Regions from separate parts of the Homo sapiens genome. Here all the other regions are linked to region 3. The links are chromatin contacts, found by Hi-C or POLR2A ChIA-PET in ENCODE. All regions are on one chromosome and are shown on one strand. The core of a region is the stretch at or near the end of the contact, and the rest is flanking DNA. Distances in the headings are between cores, read along the strand shown.

The links. A loop is a pair of places that touch in the nucleus more often than their neighbours do. ChIA-PET counts read pairs that join two places held with the same protein, here RNA polymerase II (POLR2A). Pooled maps may share reads with other maps.
Region 1: a pooled map shows a loop between it and region 3 (5-fold over the local background). The contact joins two enhancer-like sites. A Hi-C loop is called at or near these places in 5 of 37 single-sample maps with no recorded cell type and 4 of 50 pooled maps. POLR2A ChIA-PET finds 5 or more read pairs at or near these places in 2 of 52 experiments (activated CD4-positive, alpha-beta T cell and activated T-cell).
Region 2: a map of B cell shows a loop between it and region 3 (2.5-fold over the local background). The contact joins two enhancer-like sites. A Hi-C loop is called at or near these places in 3 of 168 maps with a recorded cell type or tissue (B cell, left lung and transverse colon), 16 of 37 single-sample maps with no recorded cell type and 8 of 50 pooled maps. POLR2A ChIA-PET finds 5 or more read pairs at or near these places in 4 of 52 experiments (OCI-LY7, T-cell, activated B cell and 1 more).

What each region holds. Positions count from the first base shown.
Region 1 is chr10:45,419,377-45,422,076 of GRCh38, forward strand. The region is part of intron 4 of ALOX5 (arachidonate 5-lipoxygenase); the gene reads left to right. Among named protein-coding and RNA genes, the nearest start is that of ALOX5, 47 kb to the left of the region's middle. RefSeq lists enhancers at 1-256, 257-948, 977-1,478. Within about 2 kb of position 1,260, at least 33 of the 41 ENCODE cell types and tissues checked have a DNase peak (open chromatin) inside an H3K27ac peak, as active enhancers do.
Region 2 is chr10:45,459,395-45,462,094 of GRCh38, forward strand. It overlaps MARCHF8 (membrane associated ring-CH-type finger 8), which reads right to left. Exons shown (of 8, transcript NM_001282866.2): 6 at 1,837-2,017. Among named protein-coding and RNA genes, the nearest start is that of MARCHF8, 75 kb to the right of the region's middle. Within about 2 kb of position 1,262, at least 6 of the 41 ENCODE cell types and tissues checked have a DNase peak (open chromatin) inside an H3K27ac peak, as active enhancers do; they include OCI-LY7, where a contact is called at or near this core.
Region 3 is chr10:45,652,417-45,655,224 of GRCh38, forward strand. It overlaps ZFAND4 (zinc finger AN1-type containing 4), which reads right to left. Exons shown (of 10, transcript NM_174890.4): 3 at 568-643. Among named protein-coding and RNA genes, the nearest start is that of ZFAND4, 19 kb to the right of the region's middle. RefSeq lists an enhancer at 2,180-2,279. Within about 2 kb of position 1,283, at least 2 of the 41 ENCODE cell types and tissues checked have a DNase peak (open chromatin) inside an H3K27ac peak, as active enhancers do; they include OCI-LY7, where a contact is called at or near this core.

The sequences.
Region 1 (2,700 bases), core at 10-2,509, 230 kb before region 3:
AGAGCGCTGCGCAGCCGGGCTGAGAAGAGAAGCTGACGAGTGACTCCCGACAAGGGACGGGGGAGAGGGAACCTGGGGGCAGGCAGAGGCCTAGGGGGTGGGCTCTGAGGGCAGCCACTCCCACCGGCCCTCCCCCAGCCCCGCAGGCCAGCCACATGCCCCGTGCTCCAGACGACCCAGCTACATGGATGGCAGCGTCCTGAAGGGGGATGATCGGTAGGGAGTGGGTGCGGAGGCTCACGCCTGTAATCCCAGTGTTCGGGGATTCCCGAGCGGGAGGATCGCTTGAGCCGGGGAGGTGGAAGCTGCAGTGATCTGCGCCACTGAACTCCCGCCTGGGCGGCAGAGTGAGACCCTGTTTCAAAAGGCACCAGGGGTGTAGGGAAGGAGCGATATCCCCCAGGCAAGGAAGGCTGCGGAGGGGCCAGGCCAGGAGAGAAGGGCCCTGAGCTCAGTGGACGGGCAGGGTGCCTGTGGAGGAAGGGAGGGACGTAGCAGCAGGAGGAAGGGTGAGGACCCAGGCTGGGGATCGGGAGAAGTGATGGCGGAGGAAAGAGAGGCCGGAAGAGGAGGGGGCCTGCTGGCCTGGCACTGGAAAGCAAAGCGTGGGTTTGTATATGGGAAGAAGACCACATCCCCTCTTATCGTCATCCCAACTCAGAAACCATTTGGCCCCAAGTCACCAAAGCACTCATAGGAACCACTTTTCCTGTGACACAAGTAGGATTCTCCCACTTTTAACTTCCCAAATGCTACCCGAAAGCCTCTGAAATCCTTGGAAATTTAAAAAATAATCCCCTTCTATTAACTGATGCCTATAAAACATATTGACTTTCATTAAATTTTGTTATGAAATCAGGGATGTGTCCCATTGTAAAATAAATTTGTTTGGAAAATGTAGGGTGGTATCCCATCTAAAAATCAGACGAGGCTAGAAAATTTCAATTTTATTTGCTAAGGTAGCATCATGTTGTTAAAAATGCATCATAAAATAAGACCAAGAGTTAATACAAAGCATGAAGTCATGTTTCCCTCAAAAAAATGATTTGTTCTGTAGTCAAATTAATTTGGAAAACATTGCAAACTCTTCAGCAGTGGTTCTCAAAGTATAGCTTGCGTCAGAATCCCCTGGGGCCCTTGCTAAAATCTGGATGGCTACACTCCCCGCCTAGAGTGGGTTAAACTCAGTGCCCACTGGCAGGAAACTGAAACTTGGCTGAAGTCACCGAGGAGGCCTTCCCCGTTAAACCTCTGGCTGGCGACAGCTTGGTTTCCTCGCCGCTGCTTCTGAGTAATTCTGGCACGCAGTTCCTCCTAGCCACCTGCTGTACCTGGAAGGGGGCCAGCCCTCCTCAGCAGGCTTTGCTCCTGCCCTGCACAGCACAACTGTGGCGTAAAAAATGGAAAAGCTGGTAGCAGAAGGAAAGAGCAGGGAGACAGAGGTTAGGTGAACCTCAATGGCCTCATTAAAGCAAATTGAGAAAGAGAGTTTCCTTCCCAGTGAGGCGGGACAGTGCAGAAATGCGGCCCGTCCTGGGAGAAGTAGGGGCGAGGGGTGGGGGGCTCACCGGGCACATGGCCAACAGCTGGTGCCCAGCCTGGGCCACAGTTTGGCACAGGAGAAAGCTGAAGATGCAGGAGAAAGCTAGGTCACTGCCCCTAGGCCAGGTGATCAAGGTGGCTGTTACCTGCCTGTGTGGCCTTGAAAAAGCCTGGTGCCCTCTCTGGCTTGCAGGGTCCTTCTTTTTACAAAAGCGGGTCTTCGAAGCCCTGAATATTCCAGTTATCTGTAAGGATATAGAAATATTTTGCCTCTAGATGACATGTAAATATGTTCCTCCTAACTCCACTTCTTCCTACATCTGTGGCTTCTTCTGAGAACTACCAGACCCACCCTGTTTTCAGAGTAAACCTCCTGTTTTGAGGTCAAACAGACCCAGCTGGGTAATTGGTGACTCACTCCTGGTTCCTCCAAAGAACAGGGGCAAGGGACCACCCGGGACCTCAGGTGCCCCAGCACAGGACCTCTTTCTGGGGCACCCTCTGGCACTGGGCCATCTTCAGGCCCTACAGGGCTCTCGGGGCCTGCGTAGGCCTCTCATCTCCCAGAAATAAGTTCTTTTCCCCACCCAGACTGACACCAGATGCTACAGTGAGGTTTACCCCTCCAGCTTGACAAGCATTCCTAGCCCAGAACACTCAGCTGACGAGGGGTGCTGGGGGAGGAAGGAGGCAGCAAGGCTGAAAGAAGCTTCTCTGGGTATTCCAGTGCCTGGCTGCTGGTCGTAGCCATGGTGAGACCACAGCAGCCTCCCTGGAAGCAAGCACCTGTGTAAAAGCCCCTCCTTCCCCACAAGGGGCTGGATCCAAGTGAAGAAGGTACCAGAAGGACTGGAAGATGATGCTGGTATTATTCGACAGCTCCAGGGTGCTGTAGCACTGAGCACCTACTGTATGCAGCCCATCACAAAGCCAGCCACACTGCCCAGGCTGTGCCATGGCAACTTCCAGCAGTACACCCTCTCGGTCACCTGCAGGCTCCTTGTTCATCCTGACACATGAGGAGAAAAAGACAGTACTCACAAAGGCCTCTAGCCTTGTGGCCCCAGGACCCTCTCCTGAGCATCATGGCCTCCTAGGAGACCCAGGGTAGCCAGGACAAAGGAGAGAAGCATTTGCTAAGCTAAGAAAGGATGGAAG
Region 2 (2,700 bases), core at 12-2,511, 190 kb before region 3:
CCAAGTATTGTTCTCCTAAAACCACTTGGCTTCAACCAGGTACCAGGTGCAGCCAACTTTCTATGCAATGAAAAGAAGCCAGGATCAAGATGAATGCAGAACTACCATCAAAAATCCCCTTGTCTGCTTATTCTTGCAAGCAGACATAAGATGGCCTGATAAAGAATTCTATGATTTCAGTCCTAATGAAAACAGTATGTTGGCCCAGGACCCAGGTACTACGTTTTAAGTCTCCCTGATGTGCTGACTGGCATGGACGAGCGGAAGAAGAGGGTTGATGATGCCACAACACACTAGCAGATGGGTCACACTACATTGTGAAGGTGAATGGCAGAAGACGCTCACTCTTTGGTCCTTGCTACTTTGGCAGCAACAGCTCGAAATCGACGCTAAGAGTTCCTGGTACAAGCAGACTCTGCTAGTCCCATCTCCTCTAGGAGCTCATTAATTTACTCCAAATAGCCAGACTTTCTTTTTCATTTACTGGTTTCCGAATCAGGAGAAAACACATAAAGGTAGAGAGAAAGAACAATGTGTAAACACTCTGCACATATCCTTTGCCAACCCTAGTCACAGCCTCTTTCCAGATGAGTCTATGCAGGGTAGTTGAAAATAGAGCCTCAAGGACTTCCCATGTTGAGAGATTAGCATAGAGTAGGCACCCAATAAATTACAAGGTTTCTACTGGGCAAAACATTTTTTTAAGCAGTTTGCACAAGCCTTCTCTAAATCTGGTTGTTTTCTGCTGGGATTTTATACACTAGCAAGTTCCCTGGTCTTCCTACCTATAATACAGAGTCAGTGCCTCAGTGCCCCATGCTCCCTGCTACTTCCTACAACGCACGTAGCTTGACACCCTGTCAATGTTCACCTTCACCTTTCTAGGGTATGCTTTACTCCACAGACAGCCTGACCTCTCTAAACTCCTTGCACTCTGCCTCCAAATCCTAGTGATCCTTCAAGAACTGCTCTAAAACCCAAACACCCTATGAGGCTACCATCGCTCCACTTCCCCAGCACTCTAGCTCATAATGAGCATTTCCTTTTCTGAATGACTGTTATGCTCTACCAGCACACCATTTAGCATTTAATTGGCTAGTATTTGATTATGTGACTTATCTTGCAATTTATATATTAATGTTCTGAGATAGGAACAGTTTTTTATTCTTCCAGACAAAACCTTTTGTGCTGGGCATCTAGAGAGATATATGAAACAGTCAAAATTTAAACAGGAAGCCAGTGTGGCGGACAAAGCTCCTCTCAGAGGGAGCAGTGACATGGGCCTCCAGACAGCTGCGTGTCATGCAATGCCTGTGGGTCCTTTCTGAAGACAGTTGCACATCACGCAACGTTTGTGCTTCCTTTCTTTTCCCTATCCACCTACTCACACTCCCATCCAGCAAATAGTTATCATGGGTGTATACAAATAAATTTACTGTATGCTACACTGTGCTGGGTGCTGGGGAGATACTAATCTCCAACAGACAGTCCTAATCAGAGAAGCAGGACGTCAACAGTTAATATGTATAAAATTAGGTGCTAAGATATGTCACAAACAGTCTGTAGTCAAAGGCCAGAGGACTGACACCGACAAGCAAGCAGTCTTACTTTGAAGGGAAAAGAAGGATTATGAATGGTCAGAAAGAGCTTCTTCCTGAGAAGAGGGACTTGAAAATCAGCACCAGAAACAACAATCTCTACAATGCAAATGTAAGCACCAGCCCCAGCTTTTTAAGGAAATGAACGCAGGCAAGCCATGACCTCATGATCTGAGACACCAGCTTTCTGGGGGTCACTGGTTTCAGGAAGGGTGAAGCATCCCTTCCTCCCACGTACTTTTCTCAGTGGCTTCAGCTTGGTCTCCATGATGAACTCATACTTGCAGAGCTCGCAGCAGCGCGTGTCGGAGCTCTTGATCCACTGCTGCAGGCAGGCCTGGTGCACGAAGTGGAGGCTTCCTGTGCAGTGGCAGGGGGTGATCAGGGGGCTCTCATCATCTCCTTCACAGTGGCAGATCCTATGGTGGAAGGAAAACCTGTCATTCCAAGGACAGTCCCATGACAGGGAAGCTGACACTTCAGTGGCAGGTTAATCCCCCCAAAGGAAACTCAGAAACGAACATTACAGAAGTGACTATGGGCACAAAAACATACAAACACAAACGAAAACAATCACTACAAACTAAAAATGTCTAGCTTACCGCACCAACATGGAAAGTCTGGAGGGCATTTGGCAACAGAAAGGAAAAAACGATGTAAGAAATGACAAAGCTGTCATTTTTTGGTAAGAAATAAGAACTTCACTGAAAGATGAATTTAAAGCAACATGGAATCATTTTCCAGAACATAAGATGGTAAAATAATTAGAGGGAAAATTTCTATGTAAAACAAAACCTGCATTCCAACATCCAAAAATACCAGTGACCTTAAATGACGTTTGCTTTTTAGCTATAATCACTGACTTTACCTTCATACCCCACAACTACACATTTCTGTCGTCTCTCAGCAAGTAAACAAAGATGACAGTACCTCTCTCCTAGACCTAAAAAACTCACCATTACAAGATGCTGCAATTTCATCTCTTTTTCTTGGGACCACTAATAGCAATAAGTGAGAAATTAATTTGAAAGCACTCTCTATTTCCAAGGAAGTATGCAACAAGGTGTAGCTACTAGCCTGAAGGAACTTAACAGGCTTTTAA
Region 3 (2,808 bases), core at 33-2,532:
CTCTCAGTGCTCTTACAGCTATTCCACACTGCCTCTTATCCTTTTACTCTTTTCTTAACAAAAGAGTGATGAATTATGTGAAAGAGGGGAGAAATAAGAGAGACAAAGTGTCAGAAAGTACGTTGGTAGTCACTGGTGCACACAGCATTGCTTAGTAACAAAAGGAGGGCTTAATGAGAAAGGAAAGACTTTGGGAAGAACAATTCTCTCTTATCCAAAACTCTTGTAAAAACAGAAAGAAAGGAACATAGCCAGGAAGGAATGGTTCAATATTCAAAGAAAGGAGAAAAGTAGGCAAGAAGATAATAGGAGGATTTCAAAAGGCAGGAGATAAACAGCTTGACATGAAAAATGAAAAGGGAAAATAAATGTATCAGAGGATAAAGGTTAAAGTAGTATACAGTACCAAACTAATGCATCTAAAGTTCAGGATGTATAATGAAATCTAGGAATGTGAACTATTCAGGAGAAAAACAGACATGATCTAAGAGTTCAAAAGAAAAACATTAGCATATGGAGTCATAATACTAAGTGCCTACAAAACAGCCAATATGCAATTACACTCACTTGTAATCATTCAAGCAATAATCATTTTCAAGTTCCATGTTATTCCAAATTAAGTGTTGTCGACAGATGGGAATACCTTAAGGGAAAGTTATTAAAAAAAAGTGTTAAAGAATTCAATAGCATCTCCAAAAGAGTATGATACAAATCTATTTCATTAAGGAACTAAGAGCACTAAAAAATTAAACATTCTTCTAAATTGAATGCTAGGTGCTAAAATTTACAGAATCATAGGTAGAAGGCATGCCTAAAAGGAGATATAGTCCAATCCATTCACTGTAGAAAAGAACAGCATGTTGCAATAACTCTCTGGTCCTAAAACAAGGTATAAGATAGGGATCCCTTTAAAAGGCAAGATATCATGCTCCTGCACAGCAAAAGAAACTATCAACAGAGTAAAGAGATGATCTACAGAATGGGAGAACATATTCACAAACTATGCATCTGACAAAGATCTAATATCTACGATCTGTAAAGAACTTAATTCAACAAACAAAGAACAACCCCATTAAAAAATGGGCAAAGGACATGCATGAACAGACACTTCTCAAAAAAAGACATATATGTGGCCAACAAATATATTTAAAAAGCTCAACATTACTAATCATTAGACAAATGTAAATCAAAACCACAATGAGATACAAGCTCACACCTGTCAGAATGGCTATTAATAAAAAGTCAAAAAATAACTGATGTTGTCAAGGTTGAGGAGAACAGGGAACGCATACACTGCTGGTGGGAATGCAAATTAGTTCAGCCATTGTGGAAAGCAATGTGGAGATTTCTCAAAGAGTTTAAAACAGAACGACCATTGAACCCAACAATCCCACTACTGGGTATATACCCAGAGAAAAATAAATCACTCTATCAAAAAGACACATGCACTAGTATGTTCATCACAGTACTATTCACAATACAAAAGAGATGAAATCAATCAAGATGCCCCTGCAACAGTGGACTGGACAAATAAAATGTGGTGCATATACACCACAGAACACCATGCGGCCATAAAAAGAATAAAATCATGTCCTTTGCAGCAACATGAATGCAGCTGGAGGCCATCATCCTAAGAGAACAAATGCAGGAACAGAAAACCCAAATAACATGTGTTCTCACTTATAAGCAGGAGCTAAACACTGAGTATATATGGAGACAAAGATGGGAACAATAAACACTAGGGACTACATGGGGAGGGAAGGGGATGTGGGTTGAAAAACTACCTATCGAGTACTATGCTCACATCCTGGGTGACAGGATAATTCATACACCAAACTTCAGCAACACACAATTTACCCACGTAACAAACCTACCCATGTATCCACTGAACCTAAAAGTTGAAAAAACAAAAAAAGATATTGGGCTGGGCACAGTAGCTCATGCCTGTAATTCCAGCACTTTAGGAGGCCGAGGCAGGTGGATCACGAGGTCAAGAGATCGAGACCATCCTGGCCAACATGGTGAAACCCCGTCTCTACTAAAAATACAAAAATTAGCCAGGCATAGTGGCAGGCGCCTGTAGTAGCAGCTACTCTGTAGGCTGAGGCAGGAGAATCACTTGAACCTGGGAGGCAGAGGTTGCAGTGAGCCGAGATTGCGCCACTGCACTCCAGCCTGGCAACAGAGTGAGACTCCATCTCAAAAAAAAAAAAAGATATCATGAATCAGGCCTGAAGAGTTTAGTATTTGAGGCCTAAAATGGAAATCAAAAGCAAGCAGGAGTAGCTATTCTTATATCAGAGAAAACAGAGTTTAAAGCAACAATATTACAAAAAAAGACAAAGAAGGTCATTATATAATGATAAAAGGATCAATCCAACAAGAAGATATTACAATCCTAAATATATATGCACCTAACTCTTGAGCTCCCAGATTCATAAAACAATTGCTATCAGGAAAAGAGATAAACAACAACACAATAATAGTGGGGGACTTTAACACTCCACTGACAGCACTAGACAGGTCATCAAGCCAGAAAGTCAACAAAGAAAAAATGGACTTAAACTGCACTCTAGAACAAATGGACCTAACAGATATTTACAGAACATTCAACCGAAGAACTGAAAAATATACATTCGTCTCATCAGCACATGAAACATTCTCCAAGATAGATCATATGAGAAGCCACAAAAAAGTCTCAAAAATTTTTAAAAAATCAAAATTCTATCAAGTATCCCCCCCAGACCACAGTGGAATAAAATTAGAAATCAACTCCAAAAGGGAATCCTCAAACTATACAAATACATG